2 separate regions of the Homo sapiens genome follow, and region 2 is linked to region 1. Evidence: read pairs that join two places in POLR2A ChIA-PET (ENCODE). Cell type or tissue: K562. All regions are shown on one strand. Links, peaks and the distances in the headings refer to the core of each region. The heading gives the core; the rest is flanking DNA. Region 1 overlaps USP30 (ubiquitin specific peptidase 30). Region 2 overlaps SSH1 (slingshot protein phosphatase 1).

The links. Peaks named below come from ENCODE experiments on the same cell type or tissue, not always from the same donor. Only the 100,000 strongest peaks of a DNase experiment are listed, where the experiment ranks them.
Region 2: POLR2A ChIA-PET joins it to region 1 with 5 read pairs; 3 of 35 experiments call an interaction of 5 or more read pairs at or near these places.

The regions. Positions count from the first base shown.
Region 1 is chr12:109,058,762-109,069,668 of GRCh38, reverse strand. It overlaps USP30 (ubiquitin specific peptidase 30), which reads right to left. Exons shown (of 13, transcript NM_032663.5): 4 at 2,042-2,145. It also overlaps the pseudogene RNA5SP372. Among named protein-coding and RNA genes, the nearest start is that of USP30-AS1, 10 kb to the right of the region's middle. In K562, for the core only: no CTCF peak of the experiment used is centred there; no DNase peak of the experiment used is centred there.
Region 2 is chr12:108,820,283-108,831,189 of GRCh38, reverse strand. SSH1 (slingshot protein phosphatase 1) reads left to right here. Exons shown (of 15, transcript NM_018984.4): 3 at 7,829-7,932. Among named protein-coding and RNA genes, the nearest start is that of MIR619, 11 kb to the left of the region's middle. RefSeq lists enhancers at 2,959-3,530, 9,154-9,203. In K562, for the core only: no CTCF peak of the experiment used is centred there; DNase peaks (open chromatin) are centred at 4,640, 7,189, 8,129 and 9,059; H3K27me3 peaks cover 593 bases.

The sequences.
Region 1 (10,907 bases), core at 1,377-9,376:
TCCTCATCCCCCACTGGAATACCAGCTCTAAGAGAGCAGGAAACTCCTGCAAGTCATGTCTGCTGCTACGACTCCATTGCCCTCGACAGTCCCCACCCCAGGCAGGCATTCAATAAATACTTGTTGCCTATATAAATGAATTCCCTCCTGGGCTATAAAACTGCAGCTGTAGAGTGGAAGTAGAGATTCAAAGATAAATAAGGCAAGGCTCTAGCCCCTGAGGGACTCACAATCCAGGGGAGGTGTGGCAGCCTAGCTATTAGCCAACGGCACACCAGAGGTGCAGCCCTGTACAGATGAACAGGAAGCAGGGAACCTGGAGGAGAATCAGCACTTCCTGGGAGGCTCAAGGAGCCCTCACACACCAGGCATCTGGGCCCAGGCTTGAAGCAGATCCGAGAAAGGATGGAGGTGGATCTATAACCTAAACCGTGGGTCAGCCATGTAACAACTAGGCCTTAAGGAAAGGGACAGCACTGCAGAGGAGGGGGAGCTTGAATGTGCACTGTAGCACTAGACTGTCTTAAATCCTGGCTCTGCCCCTTAAATAGCTGCATGATTCTGGGCAAATCATTCCACTTCTCTGAGCCTCAGTGTTTTTCCATCTGTAAAATGGGGACAACAGTAATTCCTTACATGGTTATTGTGATAATAAAATCAGGTAATTTGCACAAAGCAAGCCTTTGGCCCAATGCATCCTCTGAAGCTCTAGCTTTAGACAAAGAAAATGGGTTGACAATCAGGGAAAATCTGCTCCTGATTGACTGGATCGCTGATAATAAAGATGTGGGCAAGGCCCATGCTAGACGCTCTGGGTACCTTCAAAGAGAAAAAGGCCACCGGACAGACGTGTTCACCTCTTTTTCCTGCAGACTACAGCACGATGTGGGCTCAGTGACTGCTGTGGGCTGAAGATGTTGGAAATACTTCCAAGGAGTGACTGGGACCTAAGTGAGTCCTTGATGGAGAAGTCGGACCTTAAAAAAGTTATCTGATGTCCTTGGTGACTAAATCTCCAAGTTATTCTCTCAGTTTAGGGAAATGTAAAATGTAGATAAATAATTCCAGTTACCAGAGGAGGATTTTAAAAGTATTTTCTAAATAGAAAAACGTTGCAACATACAATTGGATTAACTGAGATACATTTTAAGAAAGTATAGATACCACCACCATGTCTAAAAAGTGACCTGTGGCTTCAGAATAAAGCAAAAACAAGAGAACACCTTTAAAAATAAGGGGTGCTAGAAAGCCTCCCCAGCTCCCTTTCCAAAAGTCTCTCGATGCCCCTCACGTCGGCCCCACAGTTTTGGGAGGTCCAAGATGCCGCCTCCCATTTCTCTGGATAGTGGCGGCAGACAACGCCTACACGAAGCTGGACAAGGCCATCTTGGAAGTGTGGCTGTGGAGGATGCACCTGTATGTCACTGGGGGCTAGATTTTTTCATCTCTAGAACTTCATTCTCTTGGCCTCTGCTTCAGACTTGCTGTTGGTAACAGCGGTCTGGCGGGGAGGAGGGTGGCCAAGTTCCAAAAAAGGCAGCAAAGCTGTAGTTGTGGAAAAGGGAGGTGGGAGTGACTGAATACGGCCTTGAAATTGCATATGACATCTGCTTGAGGTTTCGGGCTACTTTAAGCAAAGCTCCGAAGATTGATTTTTTAAAAAATGAGGGTGTGGTCCAGAAAAATCTTACCTAAACCTCTGGGCCTCCAAGGTAAAGTCACCTGCCTCTTTCTAAAGAACCCAGGTGTCCCTATCACTTATTGGAGTGCCAAGTCACTCAAGAACTAAAAAGATTTTGCTCTTTGGCAACTGTGTGTTTATGTCCCATCCTGCTAACCTTCCATCCACTGAGTGAAAAACAGCTGTATCTCCCCTCTGATCATGAGAGCAGGAACAAAGTTGGTACTCTGGTCCCAGAACACTAAAGTTGTCTAAAATGTCACAGAAATGTACACTGGGGCCAGGCAATTTTAAGGTCAGGCCCCAAGTCACTAGGGGAAAGGATTCTCCAAGCTAAACCTGTTCAAATGTTGTACTCACCTGTTCTTCAAATGATGAGATCTGCCATCTGTACATTCTTAAGACATCCAACAAGCAGCTTGCATCTAAGACCTCATCATCAGTAACTTCTTGGCAGGACAAGGCTGGAAACAAAAAAGGTAAGACAATTATTAAATTCATCAGCATAACAACTAACCAGAAAACTTGCACAGTATAACATATCAAAGTTAATTAAAAATTAAAGACCGCAGGCTGGGTGTGGTGGCTCATGCCTGTAATCCCAGAATTTTGGGAGGCCGAAGTGGGCAGATTACAAGGTCAGGAGATCCAGATCATCCTGGCTAACATGGTGAAACTCCGTCTCCACTAAAAATAAAAAAAAAAAATTAGCCGGGCGTGGTGGTGGGTGCCTGTAGTCCCAGGTACTCGGGAGGCTGAGGCAGGAGAATGGCATGAACCCGGGAGGCGGAGCTTGCAGTGAGCAGACATCGTGCCACTGCACTCCAGCCTGGGTGACAGAGTGACGCTCCATCTCAAAAAAAAAAAAAAAAAAAAAAAATTAAGGACTGTAGGATTAACCTTAGAATTAGGTATTTTTCATCATTCTTTGTAGCTTTACCCAATGCTTAGTACTCTATTAGGCATTTATGTTTACTGAATGAATGTAATTTTTCATGAGGCTGCAGCATTTAAATGAAGTAACCGATTCCTGTATCTTCAAACTATCATCATCAATATAAATTTGTTGCAAGGTTCTTATTGAGCAAAATGATTTTAACTCACAACTTTCAGGTTGGGAGGGCCCTTTAACATTCATCCAGTCCAACCCCATATTTGGTGCTACACTCCTCTCCACAGGGCTGTTTCCCAAGGCCTTTGCTTGTATTTGTTTGTATTTGAGTTTCTGATTTTCAAGGCAAAGCATCAAGCTATATGCAGCAGCCTAAAGGGTCTTTTGAGTAGTGTACTTTTCTTTTTTTTTGAAACAGAGTCGTGCTCTGTCGCCCAGGGTGGAGTGCAATGGCGTGATCTCAGCTCACTGCAACCTCCGCCTCCTGGGTTCAAGCGATTCTCCTGCCTCAGCCTCCCGAGTAGCTGGGATTACAAGGCATGCGCTACCATGCCCGACTAATTTTTGTATTTTTAGTAGAGATGGGGGTTCCCCCATGTTGGCCACGCTGGTCTCGAACTCCTAACCTCATGATCGCCCACCTCAACCTCTCAAAGTGCTGGGATTACAGGTGCAAGCCACTGCACCCACCCGAGTGGTTTACTTTTCAATCACAGGTAGAATCAGGCCTAATAAAAGTTTGATGGGCTTATTTATATTATAATTACTTCTAGACCAAGGATTGGCACTTTTTCTGTAAAAGTCCAGAAAATAAACATCTTAGGCTTGCTTTTTTTTTTTTTTTTTTTGAGACAGGGTCTCATTCTGTCAGGCTAGGGTGCAGTGGCATGATCTTGGCTCACTGCAGCCTTGACCTCCTGGGCCCAAGCAATCCTCCCATCTTGGCCTCCTGAGCAGCTGGGACTACAGGCACATGTCCTTGTGCTCAGCTAATTTTTGTATTTTTTGTAGTGACAGAGTTTCACCATGTTGCCCAGGCTGGTCTTGAATTTCTGGGGTGAAGTGATCTGCCCACCTTGGCCTCCCAACGTGCTGGGATTACAGGTGTGAGCCCCTGTGCCTGGCCACATCTTAGGCTTTGTGGACCACATGGTCTCTGTTGCAACTACTCAACTCTGCCACTGCAGCACAAAAGCAGCCATAGATGTAAAAAGAAAATAACATTTCAGGACCTTCTAAATGCATTATGCCAAGGGAAAAAGTGCTGGAAACAGTCATGTAACACAGCTGCTTTTCTTCTCTGGCGCATGGCCACTGCTTCCTGACCTTTGTGTTGAGATGTTACACGTTAACCAGACTCCCTGTTCTTCCCTCAAACCTAGGCTGAATGGACTGGAGATAGAGATCCTTGTGATTATTACCTCTTTACAACAGAATGGTAGGCAACCCCCTAAGAGTGTAATCCATAGTAGCCAATCAAATCTTACATCTGTATGTTAGCCATTGTATGGAAAATGTTATAATTCTGTTCAGTACCTCCGTTTTTGTCATATAAATGATCCCCACTTTTCCCCACACTGGGAGCACTGATCACCATTTCCTGGGATTTGTGTGTCCCCAGACAGCCGCCTTCACACTTTGTGCTTCAATAAACCCTTTTAGCTGGATCTCGAACTCTTTGATTATTTGAGGCTGACATAGGCAGTACCTAAACAAATGGACATGACTGTGTTCCAATAAAACTTTATTGACAAAAACAGGTGGTGGGCTGGATTTGGCCCATGAGCCATCAGGTGCAGACTCCTGATCTTGGCCACCCTCCTTCCCAGCATGTTACACTAGACCAGTACTGCTAGAGTGTGAGAGAAAAAAATACAGAAGCCTGCCTCTCAGTGCAGTTTCTGGAAGTTCAGTGACTCCCAAGATACAGTAGGCCAGCCTGTTTCTTCTTTCTGACTTGCCGTCAATGGGCTTGAAAGATTCCTTTAAAGCCCAGACTTCTGGGCTGCTCTGCCTATGAAGTAGCCATTCTTTTATTCCTTTACTTTCTTAATAAACTTGCTTTCACTTAAAAAAATAATAATAAAGTCCAGGCTTCTGCATCAGTGTGTATATACCCTGGGGCTAGCCCTTTCCCTCCCAGGACAAAGGGAGCAGGGTTGGGAAATGAACCACATCTTTCTCCCATACCCCTCGGGCAGCCCTTCTGTTAGCTCCCCCCACCAACTACCCCCCAAAGGAAAATTTTAATGCCTCCTTTAACCCAACTTTGTCTAAAATACTATGGGGCAATTTGGCAATATCTACTAACATTTTCATATTGTACAATCCAGCAATTTTACTTTCTCAATCCAGCAATTTTTTTCCTAGAGAAATGCATGCTTAGGTGCATAAAGGGATATGTATAAGGATGTTCACTGTAGCCTGCTTATCTTGACAAGGAGCTGGAAGCAAATGCCTGAATAAACTGGGGTGTCTTGACATTATGGAAACTATGCAGCTGTAAAAGTGAATGAGGCCAGGTGCAGTGGTCTACGCCTGTAATCCCAGCACTCTGGGAGGCCGAGGTGGTTAATCACTTCAGGTCAGGAGTTCAAGACCAGCCTGGCCAACATGGTGAACCATCAACTCTATTAAAAACAGCAACAGCAAACACCCAAAAATTAGCCGGGGGTGATGGGTGCACACCTGTTGTCCTAAATACTTGGGAAGCTGTGGCAGGAGGATCACTTGAACCCTGGAGGCAGAGATTGCAGTGAGCTGAGATTGCATCACTGCACTCCAGTCTGGGCAACAGAACAAGACTCTGTCCCAAAGAAGAAAATAAAAGTGACCAAGGTTTGCAAATCACATCTGATAAGGGATTAATACCCAGAATATATGAACTCAGAACTTCTAAAACTCAACAACAAAAAACCAAACAATGCTGAGCGTGGTGGCTCATGCCTGTAATCCCAGCACTTTGGGGGCCTGACACAGGCAGATCACAAGGTCAAGAGATCGAGACCATCCTGGCCAACATGGTGAAACCCTGTCTCTACTAAAAATACAAAAATTAGCTGGGTGTGGTGGCATGCACCTGTAGTCCCAGCTACTCAGGAGGCTGAGGCAGGAGAATCGCTTAGAACTCAGGAGGCGGAGGTCGCAGTGAGCTGAGATGGCGCCACTGCAATCCAGCCTGGCAACAGACTGACTTCTCAAAAAAAAAAAAAAAAAAGAAACCCAATTCAAAAATGGGCAAAGGACTTGAACAGACATTTCTCCCAAAAAGATAGACAAAATGGCCAATAAGCAAATGAAAAGATGCTCAATATAACTTATCATTAGGGAAATGCAAATTAAAGCAATTACCATACCATTAGGATGGCTACTATCAATAAAAACAGAAAATAATATCTGTTGGTGAGGAGAAACTGGAACTTTTATGTATTGCTGGTGGAATTATAAAATCGTGCACCATCTGTGGAAAACAGCACAGCAGCTCCTCAAAAAATTAAACAGAATTACCATTTGATCCAGCAATTCTACTTCTGAGTGTTTACAGAAAATAACTGAAAGCAGGGAATTTGGACACTAATGTTCACAGCAACATTATTCATGATAGCCAAAGAATGAAAATAAGCCAAATGTCCACTGACTGACAGAGGGACAAACAAAATGCTGCATATACATGCAACAGAATATTATTCAGCCTAGGCCTGGCGTGGTGGCTCACGCCTGTAATCCCAGAACTTTGGGAGGCTGAGGTGGGCAGATCACTTGAAGTCAGGAGTTCAAGATTAGCCTGGCCAATGTGGTAAAACCCCGTCTCTACTAAAAATACAAAAAATTAGCCAGGTGTGGTGGTGCACGCCTGTCATCCCAGCTACTCGGAAGGCTGAGGCAGGAGAATCACTTGAATCTGGAAGGCGGAAGTGGCAGTGAGCTAAGATCGCACCACTGCGCTCCAGCCTGGGTGACAGAATGAGACTTTGTCTTAAAAAAAAAAATAGAAAGAATATTATTCAGCCTTAAAAATGAATGAAATTCTGATACATGGTATAACATGGATGAACCCTGAAGACATTAAGTGAAATAAGCCAGTTACAAAAGGGTGAATATTATATGAGTCCGCTTAATGAGGTACATCTTATAAATATGAGGAAACTCATGACTTAATGAGGTCTGAGTCAAATTCAAAGAGAGAGAAAGTAGGGCAGTGGTTACCAAGGGCTAGGGGGAGGGGAGAGTGGGAGTTACTGTTTCATGGGTACAGTTTCAGTACGGGATGATGAAGAGTTCTAGAGAGGGATGGCCGTGACTGCTGCACAACAGTGTGGCTGTACTTAATCTACTCAACTATATGCTGAAAATGGTAAATTTTATGTTATGGATATTTTGCCACAATTTAAAAAGTAGGCAAAGGATATAAACTAGCAATTCACAGAAGACAAACTATAAGACCAATACACTCAAAAAAGAAAAAAAAGGCTGGGCGCGGTGGCTCAAGCCTGTAATCCCAGCACTTTGGGAGGCCAAGGCGGGCGGATCACGAGGTCAGGAGATTGAGACCATCCTGGCTAACACGGTGAAACCCCGTCTCTACTAAAAATACAAAAATATTAGCCAGGCATGGCGCCTATAATCCCAGCTACTCGGGGGGCTGAGGCAGGAGACTAGCTTGAACCCAGGAGGTGGAGCTTGCAGTGAGCCGAGATCATGCCACCGCACTCCAGCCTGGGCGACAGAGCGAGACTCCGTCTCAAAAAAAAAAAAAAAAAAAAAAAAGTGAAGGAGGTAGAGCTACATGTACTAAAATGGACGCTTCTCTAATGTATTATATTTGGCCATGTAAATCACCAACAGAACAAAACAATATACAGGCCAGGTGTGGTGGTTCATGCCTGTAATCCCAGCACTACGGGAGGCTGAGGCGGGTGGATCACCTGAGCCCAGGAGTTCAAGACCAGCCTAGGCAACAGTGTGAAACCCCATCTCTACTAAAAATACAAAAATTAGCCAGGTGTGGCAGCACGCACCTGTAGTCCCAGCTACTTGGGAAGCTGGGGTGGGAGGATAGCTTGAGCACAGGAGGCTGAGGTGCAGTGAGCCGAGACTGCACCACTGCACTTCAGCTTGGGTGAGACCCTGTCTCCAAAAAACAAAACAAAAACAAAACAGAAAACAAAAAAACCTACAATATATAATTTCTATGGATGCATAGAAATGTATTCAAATGCACAGAAAAGGGTCTGGAAGGATTCACCTATAGCTTCCTTTTGGGAAAGGTGGAGGGGAGCAGGGTTGAGTATTGATAAAGGGGACTTTGGCCTTCTCTGTAATGCTTTAATCTTTTACAAAGAGAACTGATTCATGCATTACTTGTATAATTAAAAAATTATTTATAGGCCAGGCATGGTGGCTCATGTCCGCAATCCCAGCACTCTGGGAGGCCAAGGCAGGCAGATTGCTTGAGCTTAGGAGTTCGAGACCAGCCTGGGCAACAAGTCAAAACCCTGTCTCTACTCAAAATACAAAAAATTAGCCAGGCCTGGTGGCATGTGCCTGTAGTCCCAGCTACCTGGGAAATGGAAATGGAGGATTGTTTTGGGCCTGGGAGGCAGATGCTGCAGTGAGCTGAGGTTGTGCCACTGCACTCCAGCCTGGGCGACAGACAGAAGAACCCTGTCTAAAAAAAAAAAAAAATTTTTTTTTTTTTTTTTAAACCAAAGTTAGAGACATTGGAAAGCAGAAGCAGAGAAATGAGCAGACATCCTGGGACAGCAGCCCAAGGATGGCTCTGGCTCCCAGCACTGGGTCCCATGTGAAGGATAAGGGCAGTGCTGAGGTCAGGGTTAGGATAACTCATGTGGACATTTCAGCTTTCACAAAATCTTTGGAGTGGTGTTTTTAACCCATTTCCCATTTGCCCCAAGAATACTCCTGTCTTTAATCCTAATGTAACATCATATACATTTCTGTTACATTAGGATTAGAGACAAGTTCTATTTAGAAATAACTCCCATGAACATGGCTGGGTGCAGTGGCTCACCTCTGTAATCCCAGCACTTTGGGAGACCAAGATGGGAGGATCACTTGAGGTCAGGAATTTGAGACCAGCCTGGTCAACATAGCAAGACCCCATCTCTATTTTTTTAAAAAAATTAAAAAGGCCAAGCATGGTAGCTCACGCCTGTAATCCCAACACTTTGGGAGGCCAAGGCAGGTGCACCACTTGAGGTCAGGAGTTCGAGAGCAGCCTGGTGAAACCCTGTCTCTACTAAAAATACAAAAACTAGCCAGGCGTGGTGGGGCATGCCTGTAATCCCAGCTACTCGGGAGGCTGAGGCAGGAGAATTGCTTGAACCTGGGAGGCAGAGGTTGCAGTGAGCCGAGATCCCGCCACTGCATTCCAGCCTGAGTGACAAGACGAGACTCATCTCAAAAAAAAAGGAAAGAACTCCAAGAACAGTTTTTCTATTTTCGCATTTAAAATCAGTCAGATTTGCTTCGGCCTCAAAGAGCATGTTTACGTAAAATTAGATGAACGCTGGCAGCGAGTTGCACATTTTTTTTTTCTAAACCAGGAATGGGCTAAAAAAACAGGATAGTAAAAGAAATTATTCCCAAGTCACCTCTTCCACAGAAAAGTACACTTGCTTCATAAAGATTTCTGTGTCAAGCAGAGCTCACATGGGAAAATACCTCAGTGAAGCACGATTTAGCTGAATGTTTTTTAAATCCAATTTTCTCCTTACAGTGAGAGCAATATATGCTTATTGTTAAAAGTTGAAGTATAGTTTTTTTCCAAAAATGATTTTAAAATTACCAATGACTGCACAATACCAAAATGGCCACTGCTAACATTTCAGCATTTTTCAGTCCAGTCTTTATCTGTGGAAGTTCCTACCTTGATGAAGTCAAATTATATTTTGTACGCTGCTCTTTAAATTTAATATTACAGCCTATGCCCTCACCCAAATTAAAAAAAAATTTCATAAAAGTGATTCTTAATGGCTGTATGCCATCGATTACTTTATCATTTTCCCATCTAAGTGCTAGCCAACCACTACCCGGCTTAGCTTCCGAGGTCTGATGAGATCAGGTAAGTTCAGGGTAGTATGGCCACAGGTGATTGCTTAATGATTCTGTTTGATATCTACATTCTTTCCTTTTGCCATTATAATTAGGTGTTGGAGATCTTTGTGCATACATTGCACTCTGTATAATACCCATGGAATGTCAGCAGATTTTATGAAGAAAAAAAACAGTTCTACAGTCAAAAAGTTGGTTTAAAAATGAAGTTGGGCTAGGTGCAGTGGCTCACGCCTGTAATCCCAGCACTTTGAGCTGAGGCAGGCAGATCAGTTGAGGTCAGGAGTTCGAGACATGTCTGGCTAACATGGCGAACACTGTCTCTACTAAAAATACAAACATTAGCCGGGCGTGGTGGCATGCAGCTGTAATCCCAGATACTAGGGAGGCTGAAGCAGAAGAATCGCTTGAACCCGGGAGGCGGAGGTTGCAGTGAGCTGAGATCGTGCTACTGCACTCCAGCCTGGGCAACAGAACAAGACTCTGTCTCAAAAATAAAATAAAATAAAAATAAAAATGAAGTTGGGGCCAGGCGTAGTGGCTCATGCCTGTAATTCCAGCACTTTGGGAGGCTGAGGCAGGCATACCACTTGAGGCCAGGAGTTTGAGACTAGCCTGGCCAACATAGTAAGACCCTGTCTCAACTAAAAATGCAAAAAATTAGCTGGGTGTGGTGGCACAGACCTGTCATCCCAGCTACTCAGGAGGCTGAGGCACAAGAATCACTTGAACCTGAGAGGTGAAGGTTGCAGTGAGCTGAGATTGTACCACTGCACTCCAGGCTGGGAAAAAAAGGTGAGACTCTGTCTCAAAAAACAAAAACAAAAAAAAGTTGGGTAGGTTATTTCTTAAAACCTTTACCAAGCCAGTGTATATTGTGACTCTCCAAGTTGGGGGCTACCATTCAGCCATTCCTAAACTTGTTTGCTTTTAGACTCCATTTTTCAGGCTAGTTAAGTCACAATCTACGTTTCTAACCATTTTCATAAGGCGGACTCCCAGACATGGAATTACTGGGTCAAACAGTACTGAGTATTTCGCAAGCTATTATTGTGTAGTTCCAAACTGCTTTCCAGAAAAGTGGCACTAAGTTACACCCCTCTCAGCGGTGTATGGATGTATTGTCCAACAGCTGGACAGGGCTGCAAATTTGTTTTTTAATCTTTGCTGACAGGCAAAAAACAGCATTTTTATTTTGTTTATACTTCTTTGATGATGGTCGAGTCGAACATTTGAGTTTGTTAGCAATTTGTATTACTT
Region 2 (10,907 bases), core at 1,538-9,537, 240 kb after region 1:
TCAGCCTGTCCCATCAATCTGGGACCCTTTACAGGGCCTCTTCTTCAGGCTCATATTCTCTACTTTTTTTTCGAGATACAGCATCAGAAATCCTAAATTTGTACTATTTAACTCCCTGTTTCCTTAGGCATAAATTAGTGTAATAATGCCTGTCTGGTCTTCCACACGGTTTTGTGAAGATCAGATGAGTTGACATTCACCAGAATGCTTTGTCCACAGCAGAGTTTGTCAAAGGTCTGATCTGAGGTTGGTCTCGGTGGCTCACAGCTGTCACCCCAGCACTTTGGGAGGCCAAGGCGGAACAATCGCTTGAGCTCAGGAGTTGGAGACCAGCCTGGGCAACATAGCGAGACCCCATGTCTGTTTCACACAGCACAGGTCTGATCTGTTTTTGCTTTCACTGTCATCATTTCGTATTGTCATGATGCAGCGTCTCCCTTAGAGGGCCAGAAGAACATTCAGGTCTCTGAAAGTGTGTAGTAGAAGACTAGCATCTGTTTTACTGCTTCCAAAGAGAGTATTATTTTGTTTTTGACCCTAGCATGACCTCCCTTTATTGCACCTAATCACATCACCCACCTTCTGAGAGCACCATGCCTTTTTGTTGGTGTTACCTTTTACCAGCAGAAAACATCGACGTGTACCTATGTGAGAGGTATCTTTATGAAGCCCATGGAGAAGACTGTTTTCTCTGTGTCTTCTGATGTTGTTTGTTTGTGTGTTTGTTTTTGAGACAGTCTCACTCTCATCCAGGCTGGAGTGCAGTGGGGACTCCAGGATCACAATCTCCACTCAGTGCAGCCTCGACCTCCAGGGTACAAGTGATTCTCGTGCCTCAGCTTCCCAAGAAGCTGGGACTACAAGTGTGCGTCACCACGCTCAGCTAATTTTTGTATTTTTAGTAAAGACTGGGTTTCACCATGTTTTCCAGGCTGGTCTTGAACTCCTGACCTCAAGTGATCCACCCACCTTGGCCTCCCAAAGTGCCAGGATTACAGGCGTGAGCCACCATGCCTGGCCATGATGTTATTTGATTCTGAGGTTTTTAAAACTTGGCTGTGCATCAGAAGCACCCCCTGGAACTTTCTGGAGACAAGATCTGTCTCCCAGGTTGGAGTGCAGTGGTGTGGTCACAGCTCACTGTAGCCTTGACCTCACCAGGCTCAAGTGATTCTCCCACCTCAGCCTCCTGAGCAGCTGGGACTACAGGCACACACCACCAAGCCTAGCTAATTTTATTTTTATTTTTTTGTAGAGATGGGATCTTGTTACGTTGCCCAGGTTAATCTTGAACTCCAGGGGTCAACTGATTCTCCCACTTTGACCTCCCAAAGTGCTGTGATTACAGGCATGAGCTACCATGCCCAGCTCCCTGGAACTTTTTAAAAAAGTAGATGCCCAGGACTCATCACAGACCTTCCGAATTAGACTCTGCTGAGGCTGGACCTGGGCATGAATGTGTTTTAGGAGTTTGATAGGTTGTTTCAATGTATGACCAGAGTTGGAATTCAGGGGTGTTTGGATATTCCATACTGTGATGTTTCTATACCTACTATTTTTGTTCTTCAAGAAATGCTGTTTCTATGCAGCAGGGCAGACACCCAGATCACCAGCACATATACCCATTCCTTAAAGAGGATGGCTGTCTTTGCCCTTATCAGAGCTTGGGCTGGCTTGGCTTACCCTGTGCTCCATGCTCTGCAAATGTTTGCCTGTTTGGATGAATGAACAGAACCCTGTAAGGAATTCTAGGGGTTAATTCTAGGGGTTAATCAGAGTATATATGGTAGAATGTAAATTGGAACCCAGAAATATGAATTCCCAGACCATTGTTTTTACTTTTGTTCCCCACCGCCCCTGCCCAAGACAGTGTCTCACTTTGTCGCCCAGGCTGGAGTACAGTGGTGCGATCTTGGCTCACTGCAACCTCCGCCTCCTGGGTTCAAGTGATTCTCTGCCTCAGCCTCCTGAGTAGCTGGGATTACAGGCATGCACCACCACACCTGGCTAATTTTTGTATTTTTAGTAGAGACAGGGTTTTGCCATGTTGACCATGCTAGTCTCGAACTCCTGACCTCAAATGATCCACCCATCTCAGCCTCCCAAAGTGCTGGGATTACAGGAATGAGTCATCACCCCCAGTTTTTACTTTTCTTAAACCTTAAAGCGCGGCAGTCACCATGGGCGTTGTCCATGCTATCCCTGGTGATTCTATTTTGGAATTGTTGACGGGCTTCCTTCGTTTGTCATATGGAGAAAATACCTTACCCTGCAGAACTGCCAGAGTTCAATGACGTGGCGTAGCTAAGTACCTCCTACAGCCTTGGCCACATGGGAGATCCTCAGTAAATAATAGTCCTGTTGATGAGAAACTTACCTTGAAAGCGACTTCTTGGTCAGCGTGGCTGTGTGGTTTACAGAACTCCTTAGCCTCTATGCAGTGCAGAAGGGCCAAAGGATGTGTCCTGTCCCCCAACTATGACGGCAGTGGTGGGTAGGATAAGGCTGTGGGTCCCCTGCCCTTCTGATTTCTACTTGGGCAGATGGAAGAACCCCGGCACAGTCTCGTCTTCCTGGAGTTCTGTTTGCTTGAATGGTTCCTTCTCTCTCTTTCCCACGCATGATGCATTCACACACTGGGAAGAAGGACGGAAGATGTGATCCACATTCTGACTTCTCAGTGCCTTAGTGGCTTTGCCATTAGGCACCTGGGCAGGCATGAGCGGATGTGACCGCAGCATAATGGCTCTGATTTTCATTCTGGATGAGTAGAACAGCTGCTTAACAGGGGTTAAGCAGGTGGGCGTGGGGCAGATAGATGTGAGTCCAGCCCCATCTTGTAGAGATATGTGCTCCTAGGCAAGCTGGGGTTTCCTCACCTGCAAAACCAGAATCATGGTAATGTGTGTTTCACTTAATCCGTAGGGAGGATCGCTTGGTCACTTGTGAGCCGAGGGAAGAGAAGCCCCTACTCAGTGCTGCTTCCTTCAGGAATTGTTCCAGAAGTCACCAGTTAAATGCTCCCTCCTCCCTCTTGTAAACCCTAGCCGAGCCCCTTTCTTAGGGTACTTATTCCATTCTCTCCTGCGTCATGGTTATTCACATCCTGAACTTATTTCTCTCACTGAAAGAAACGCTAAAAACACAGCTCTTGGCTGGCTTGTGCCTGGAGGGTTTGGGATCACACCTCCAACCTTTAGGACCTTTGCAGCCTGACCTGCCTTGGGCACCGTGCGTATCCCAGAGCTCCTCATAGGTGTGCATGTGGTCCCCTCTACCTGGCGTGTCCCCTCAGATAGCTGTTAGCATGACTGAAGAATTTTCAGGATGTAACCGTGCTTTGAGTACGCAGAATAACTAACTGCGGCAGCTGCCCACGTCACCGTCACCGTTGGGTAAATGGATGCTGATTTGAAAGAAAGAGTCATCCTTCAGAATGTTGATTTGAATCGGAAGGGGGTCTTGTTGCTTGGGGTTGGTTCCTTGGGGCCAGTTGTTTGCCCTCACAATGTCGAATGCACACCCCGGTGCTTGTTTCTCCGGCCTACAGAAAAGCCCGTAGGAGTGCAGTGATTAGAGGAACCTCAGCTGTTTTGCTGAATGGCCCTCTTTCATCAGGATGTGCTGGGACAAGGGCCTTTTTCAGCCAAAATATCAGAGGAAGACAAGAGTTCCACAAGAGCCATTTGCTTTTCGGGTAGGACTCTGAGGAGGAGTTGGCTCCCCAGCCCTCGTGGAAGCACTCGGCAGCCTCCTGGCTTTTCCTGATCTCCATAGGGAGCAGATGGCCAGAGCTCGGAGGGCAGTTGTAGGGAGCGTTAGAGATGTGAGCACTGCAGCCACGAACCTCTTTTATTTTACCGACTTCTGCATCTTCCTTCAGCCAACCCACTGCTTCTGCTGTCCAGAGGTTTCCAGCTCAAATTAGTACGTATGACCACCCTGATTACTGGTTTCCTGCCATGGCTTGGTTTCTGGATGACACTGGCTGTTTATATTTTGGGGGCCTGGGGTTTTTTGAGGAGCATTGATTGAGGTTTTTTGTCTGTCTTCAATGCTTTGGAGAAACTTTAATCTTATGAAGCTTCCCGAATGGCAGTAATCAGTGTCCGAGAACAGATCTGTGTGGTGGAGATAAAAACATTCCAGTTGGCGGGTAGAGAGGGCAGCGGCTTTTTTTTTTTTTATCCCTCATCAAGATTTTTCTTACAGCGGTGGAGGAAGACATTTCCGTTTTGTCTGTCTGCGTCTGACCTTTTGTAACTTTAGTCACTCCTTTTAGGACACTCAGATCTTTTGTGAGAAGAGTGACTTCTGGGTGGCTGGGATGGATGGCTTGTGGGTTTGGGCTTCCTGGCCCCAGACACCTGGTAAAGTGAGCGTGCCATCACCAATGTGGATTTCTTCATGGACTTCCCCAGTGGGACACTTTGAGGGTCTGATGAATCGGGAGCCTGTGCCTCTGGGCATCAGAAGCTGCAGTCGTCAGATACAGTATTCAGGTCAGCCACGCAGAGGGCGCATGAGGCTCTGGGCCCAGAGTGAGCTCAGAAGAGAAGCCAGGAAGCCGGGTCACAGAGACTTTCTGCATCTTGTTTTCATAAATCCTGTGACTGACCATGCTCTGCGGCCTCCCACCCCACCCCCCACCCGGAGAGTCATGTCGTGCGGTTTCCTCTGGCTGTATCTCCTGACTGTATTTGCAGGACGCAGGGTGATCTCACAGCTTCGGGATAATGCGCTGCTACTTGGGCTTCCCTGCAGCTTCCAGTCTTGCTTTTTACAGTAAATGCCTGTTACTTGATTGTCGTGGGGGAACAGAGGCAGAGTGTTCCAGGGCCCCAATCAATGCCATCCTGACTTCATGCGTAGAGCAGGAGTCCCTGATTCTTATCAGTGTAGGAACATGGAGGAGGAACAGCTGGCCTTGTAAGTGATCACAGAGTGAAACCAGCCTAGTCTGTTGCATTGTTCCTTTTTTTTTCCAAAGGAAATATAAGGGAAACCAAGGGGAATTTTTGCTCATGGTTTCCAAGGCAAAGGTCATCGTTAATGGTTGGCTGTTTCCAGCGTGCTTGGGTTTCTGGTCAGTATGAATTTTTTTTTTTTAATCTCATGAACAAAAGCAGTTGATGTTGTCTCGAAAAGATTTTCCCAGCTGCTTCGATGAACTGATGGTTGTTTTAGGTTTCATGAGTTTGGAACCTCTCGCATAGCTGTTTCAGATTTTGATGAGAATAAATAGTAAATGATCTGTGTCTAAGAACAGTTCTGAAAACATACTCAGCTGTGAGATTCTAAGGAAGGAGAGAGTGACAAGCTTTGCAGGTGGAAAGGGTTAGGTGATTCTGCAGCCTGTGAAATGAGATCGGCCAGATGGATGCTAAAGAGCTTTTTACTTCCTATGAGTGAGGGTGAGACAGCAAAGAAAGGCTGCTTCTCGTTTCTTTCGTTATTTATAATCCTGAGCTCCTCAACACTTGAACCTTGCAGCACAAATATATGCCTGTGAGAGGGTGGAAAGGATGACTCGGCAGTGCATCTGCAGTAGTGGACAAAATGCTGTTAGATGTCAAGTATTGGTGTCACAAGATATCGAAAACCAATTGCCTGGAATTCAGAGGACTGAACAAGAAGGCAAAACTAAGTCTTCTTACTTAATATTTGAGCAGTCACTATTTTTAGCATGAGCATTTAACCAGAAAAACTAACAGATTTTATTGTGGACTTTATATCATAGAACATAACAGTCTTCCTGATCTCAGGAGCTGCTGATTGGAAATGCTAGTTCCTGTGGCATTTTCTTGGCACCCAGAGTCATACTTTAGACTTTGCTGAGTTTTTTATTCCAGAATTCGAACGTTTAACTACTAACATTAGATGTCTGGGGCAAAGGTGATCTTGCTTTCTTGTATTACAGAAAACATCTTCGTCTTTCTGTCAGGAATTGATTTACTTAATTTCAAGGTTCTCTTTAATTAGAAGACTGCTTTTTCTTAGGGATTTTTCCTTCAAATCATGTATATGTTCATTGGTTGTTCAAGAGCGAAATTTTTATAGTTGCCTACAATTTGAACTGTGACCTCCTTTTATGAAATTATTAAGATTAGAATGTTCTTTTTAAATTATATAGTAGTGTTTTATATTATTTTGAGAATCAAACAAAAGTAGATGTTTTAAAGGTTAATATATGTTTAATATAGAACATTTGGAAAATACTAGAAGATAATCTATTCCTCCTCCTCCCCCACCTCCCGCAAAGCCGTTGTTAATAATTTTGGTGTATTTTATGCATAATTTTGAGAGTTGATGGTATTTTTGAACAATTGATAGTAATTCATAGCTGAAGCATTCTTTTCTTATGTCTTAATTTTTGCAAAAGCCAGACTTGATAGCCAAGTCATGAAAGTGAAATTAAAAATAAAAACTTTTGATGTACGACGGGGTCTCACAACGTTGCCCAGGCTGGTCTCGAACTCCTGGGCTCAAATGATCCTTCCACCCCAGCCTCCCAAATAAACATTTTTTAATTGTAATTTTTAAAGTTATAGGTAGTTATAAATGTTATTGCTAGCTAAAATAACAAAGGCCAAAGATTCATTCTGCTGAGAAATTCATTGGGCCAACTTGAGGTTTTCCTCAAGAATAGTGGACAGGACAACCTTGACTAAGTTAAATCACAAGTCAGTATCCACCCACTTTTTTCTTTCTTTCTTTCTTTCTTTTTTTTTTTTTGAGACACAGTCTTGCTCTGTCGCCCAGGCTGGAGTGCAGTGGTGCGTGGTGCGATCTTGGCTCACTCCAACCTCCGTCCCTGGGGCTCAAGTAAGCGATTCTTGTGCCTCAGCCTTCTGAGTAGCTGGGATTACAGGCATGTGCCACCACGCCTGGCTAATTTTTGCATTTTTAGTAGAGACAGGGTTTCACCATGTTGGCCAGACTGGTCTCGAACTCCTGACCTCAAGTGATCCACTGCCTTGGCCTCCCAAAATGCTGGGATTACAGGCTTGAGCCACCCGGCCCCTCCCCACTTTTCTTAAAATGCAAACAACTAGTGAAAGTGTAATTTCATCTTGTATTCCATCAAGGGAAGTCACCAAGAAACAATGGAGTTGTTAAAAGCCAGAGAGTTAGAAGCAGAGATCAACAGCAAGAGCATGAGAATTCACAAAGTAGACTGCCCTCTCCTAATCAGGGAGTTGTTCTCTTTTCTTAGAAAATGTTATGGCTGGGCGTGGTCACGCCTGTAATCACAGCACTCCAGGAGGCCTAAGCAGGCAGATTGCTGGAGGTCAGGAGTTTGAGACCAGCCTGGCCAACATGGTAAAACCATGTCTCTACTAATAATACAATAATTAGCTGGCCATGGTGGCACATGCCTGTAATCTCAGCTTCTGGGGAGGCTGAGACATGAGAATCGCTTGAACCCAGGAGGCAGAGGTTGCAGTGAGTTGAGATCACACCACTGTACTCCAGCCTGGATGACAGAGTGAAACTGCGTCTCAAAAAAAAAAGAAAGAAGAAAATGTTATATGACAGTGAGATCCCTGTCCAGTATTCTGCAGAAAGGGGCCCTGGAGAGCCTATGTAGAACTTTGGGTGTTGTCACAGAAGCATTATTTTGTCACGAAAATTCTCCAGCAGCAAGCTTTTAGCAAAAGCAAGGTTTGAGAAAAGTACTACGTGGAATTATTATAAAAGCAGTTTCATCCTATTTGCATTTTACATGCCATTTGTCCACGCTAAAGCTTTTTCCCCTGCAGTAATTCTTTGTCCATTTTCCTGTCTGAATTCCGGTCTAACTGTGCTCTGGTCTTATCCTTCCCAGCTTAAGTGAGAGCTTTTTCATGGTGAAAGGCGCAGCCCTCTTCTTACAACAGGGAAGCAGCCCTCAAGGCCAGCGGAGTCTTCAGCACCCCCACAAGCATGCAGGTGAGGGCTCTAAGTTGATACTCTTACATTGGAGCTTCTTTTCTGGACAGCAGAGGAAACTTCCATTGTTGGTGATGTTGCTGAGTTTGAAGGCCTTAGACATAGTGGACGCAGGTTTGCAGTGACCAGTGCAGGCAGAGGCTCAGATGCTCTCTCTTGAGCAGACCACGCACATTTTCCAACCTTTTATGTCATGTCTGTCTGCGTCAGGAGTAAGGTCAGCAGCATCCTGCTGGGATGCAAAGATTTCCTCTCTGTAGTTTATCAGTTAATTGCAGGCTGTAAGTTACAGCCTGACTTTTTAACAAATGCACCAAAATGAATTATAGCCAGATGTCGTCCACTTGAAAATAACCATCTGGAGTGCTGTATACCTAATCTTGGGATGGATTTCTCCAAGCATTTGAAAAACACTCATTTGGAGAATTTCTTGAAGGGCCTTTGGCTCCAACTCTGAGATAGACACTGTAGTAGGAAGTCTTGATTCTGTAATAGTTTGTTTTTAGGAAGTAGACAGAAGTAATAGGGTGAGGATCAAACTGAGTTTAAATAAGAAGTGCCTACTAAGTAGTAAGACTGGTTTTCTTAGGAGACTTGACTCAGAGCTGAAGGCAGTTAGAAAGAGGAATTCAAGAAATGCTTGCGTGGCCCTGCATGGTATCTCACACCTGTAATCCCAGTGCTTTGGGAGGCTGAGTTGGGAGGATCGCTTGAGCCCAGGAGTTTGAGGCTGCAGCAAGCTAGGATCACGCCACTGCACTCCAGCCTGGGTGACAGAGAGAGACTCTGTTTCTTAAAAACAATAACAACAAAACACACTTATGGCCAGGCACGGTGGCTCTTGCCTGTAATTCCAGGATTTGGGAGGCCAAGGTGGGCAGATCTCGCTTGAACCCAGGAGTTCCAGACTAACCCGAACAACACAGTGAAACCCTATCTCTGCAAAAAATACAAAAATTAGCTGGGCGTGGTGGCGCATGCCTGTAATCCCAGCAAGGTTGGGGGCTGAGGTGGGAGGATTGCTTGAGCCCAGGAGGTCGAGGCTGATGTGTCACCACAGCCAGCTAGTTTTTTGTGGGTGTGTATGTAAATGAGGTCTCACTATGTTGCTCACTGTGTTGCTCAGTGAGCCACGATTGCGCCACTGCACTCCAGCCTGGGTGACAAAAGAAAAGGACCCTATCTCAAAAAGAAAGAAAGAGGAAAAAGTGCTTGCATGTAAGTGGATCTTTGTCGTAGGTGGACAGCATCTCAGGGCATTTCTTGGAGAGGCAGTGCATAATTGAATGTCTGTGAGCTGAGAAGGCCTTTACCTTTCAGAACAGCAGCAGGTGAAACCAACCAGCTATTGTGGCCAGTTTTCTTGTGAACATTTTGTTTGTTTAACCTCAAGTCATTCAGCTTCATTTTAGATCTGAGTGCTCAGGTTAGAATTCTACACCATGCAATTTATAGCAAACACCAAGGCTCAGTCAGTATTTTCACATACTGATGTTGATGATATTTAGGTCTGTTTTAAGCAAAGAAAATAACTGTCCTGTACAAGGAGGCAGTGTGGTTTGTGGAAATAGTATTTGTTTTGAAGCCAGGCAGACCTGTCTTCTGATCCTAGTTCTCCAACTTACTAAGCCGTAACAGGTCGACTTCTAAGCCTCAGTTTCCTAGTCTTTACAATGGGCATCAAATACTGGTGCCTCAGACAATATGGAAATTTAGAGTTATGCGTGTAACATACCTACCTGTAGTAGGTGCTGTATATATATATGGGTAACTATCATTGTTATTACGATGACTTCTAGTACAATACAGCTATAAACAGACCCTTCATTCTTTTTTTTTTTTTAATTATATGAAAAGTTTTTTTAGAGACGGATCTCATTCTCTTGCCCAGGCTGGCGTGCAGTGGCCTGATCATAGCTCACTGCAGCCTCGACCTCCTGGGCTCAAGTGATTGTCCAGCCTTAGCTTCCTGAGTAGCTGGGACCATAGATGCGTGTCACCACACCCAGCTAGTTGTGTGTGTGTGTGTGTGTGTGTGTGTAGATGAGGTCTCACTCACTATGTTGCTCAGGCTGGTCTCCAACTCCTGGCCTCAAGCCATCTCCCCACCTCAGCCTCTCAAAGCATTGGGATTATAGGTTTGAGGTGCCATACTCAGCCAGATTCTTCGTTCTTGAATTTGCTAATTATTCTGCCCTCTTAGAAATGTAGCTGTTGTTCATGTTTTAATTGTAACACATATGACAAAGCAAATGCTCAAGCTCTGCTCACTAAGTGTCAGATACCTCCTTCCTCTAATCCAAAGACTAGAAGGGTAGGATGCAAGCCACCAGCTGGCTGACTCTTGTGCCCTGAGGTCTGGAGTGGACGATGAGGTCGGAAGGCAGAGGGGCCGCCAGCTGTCCACAGTTGGTCTGTAAATGACCTTGGGACAGACGCAGACTAGACTTACGTTAGTTCCTTTTTTTCCCTAGAATTACCATCAAGTCTCCTGAATGTACCAGAGGCCCCCCAGTAACCACTGTGCAGAGCTGAGTACAATTGAGGGTTAATTCTGTCCTTGGAAAAGTAGTTCAGTTTGTTTCAGCCAGTCCAGTCAATTTGAGACCCTTTCTAGGGCTTATATTCTCTGATTTTTTTGTGTGTGGATGTCAGACTGGGGTTTGGATTTCTGTCTGTCAGCAGTTCCATATCTCAGCAAACAATCCCACTGAAAGAAGTTTATCTGTGTGGAAAATGTCCCTTTCATTTAGGCATTTATCAGACAGGGGTTTGTTTTTGCTTTCCCCAATGCAGTTCTGTGACTCGGGTAGATGGTGGGAGGGCCCAGGCAGGTGAAGAACCAGCTCATGGTCGTTGTCGTTGTGTTGCATTGGTGACATGACGGGTGGAGGAAGGGGCTGGGGAGGTCTATGGCTTTCTTTAATGTGAACCCTTATCTCCAAATCGCTCATCATAGGAAGCAGGGTCAACAC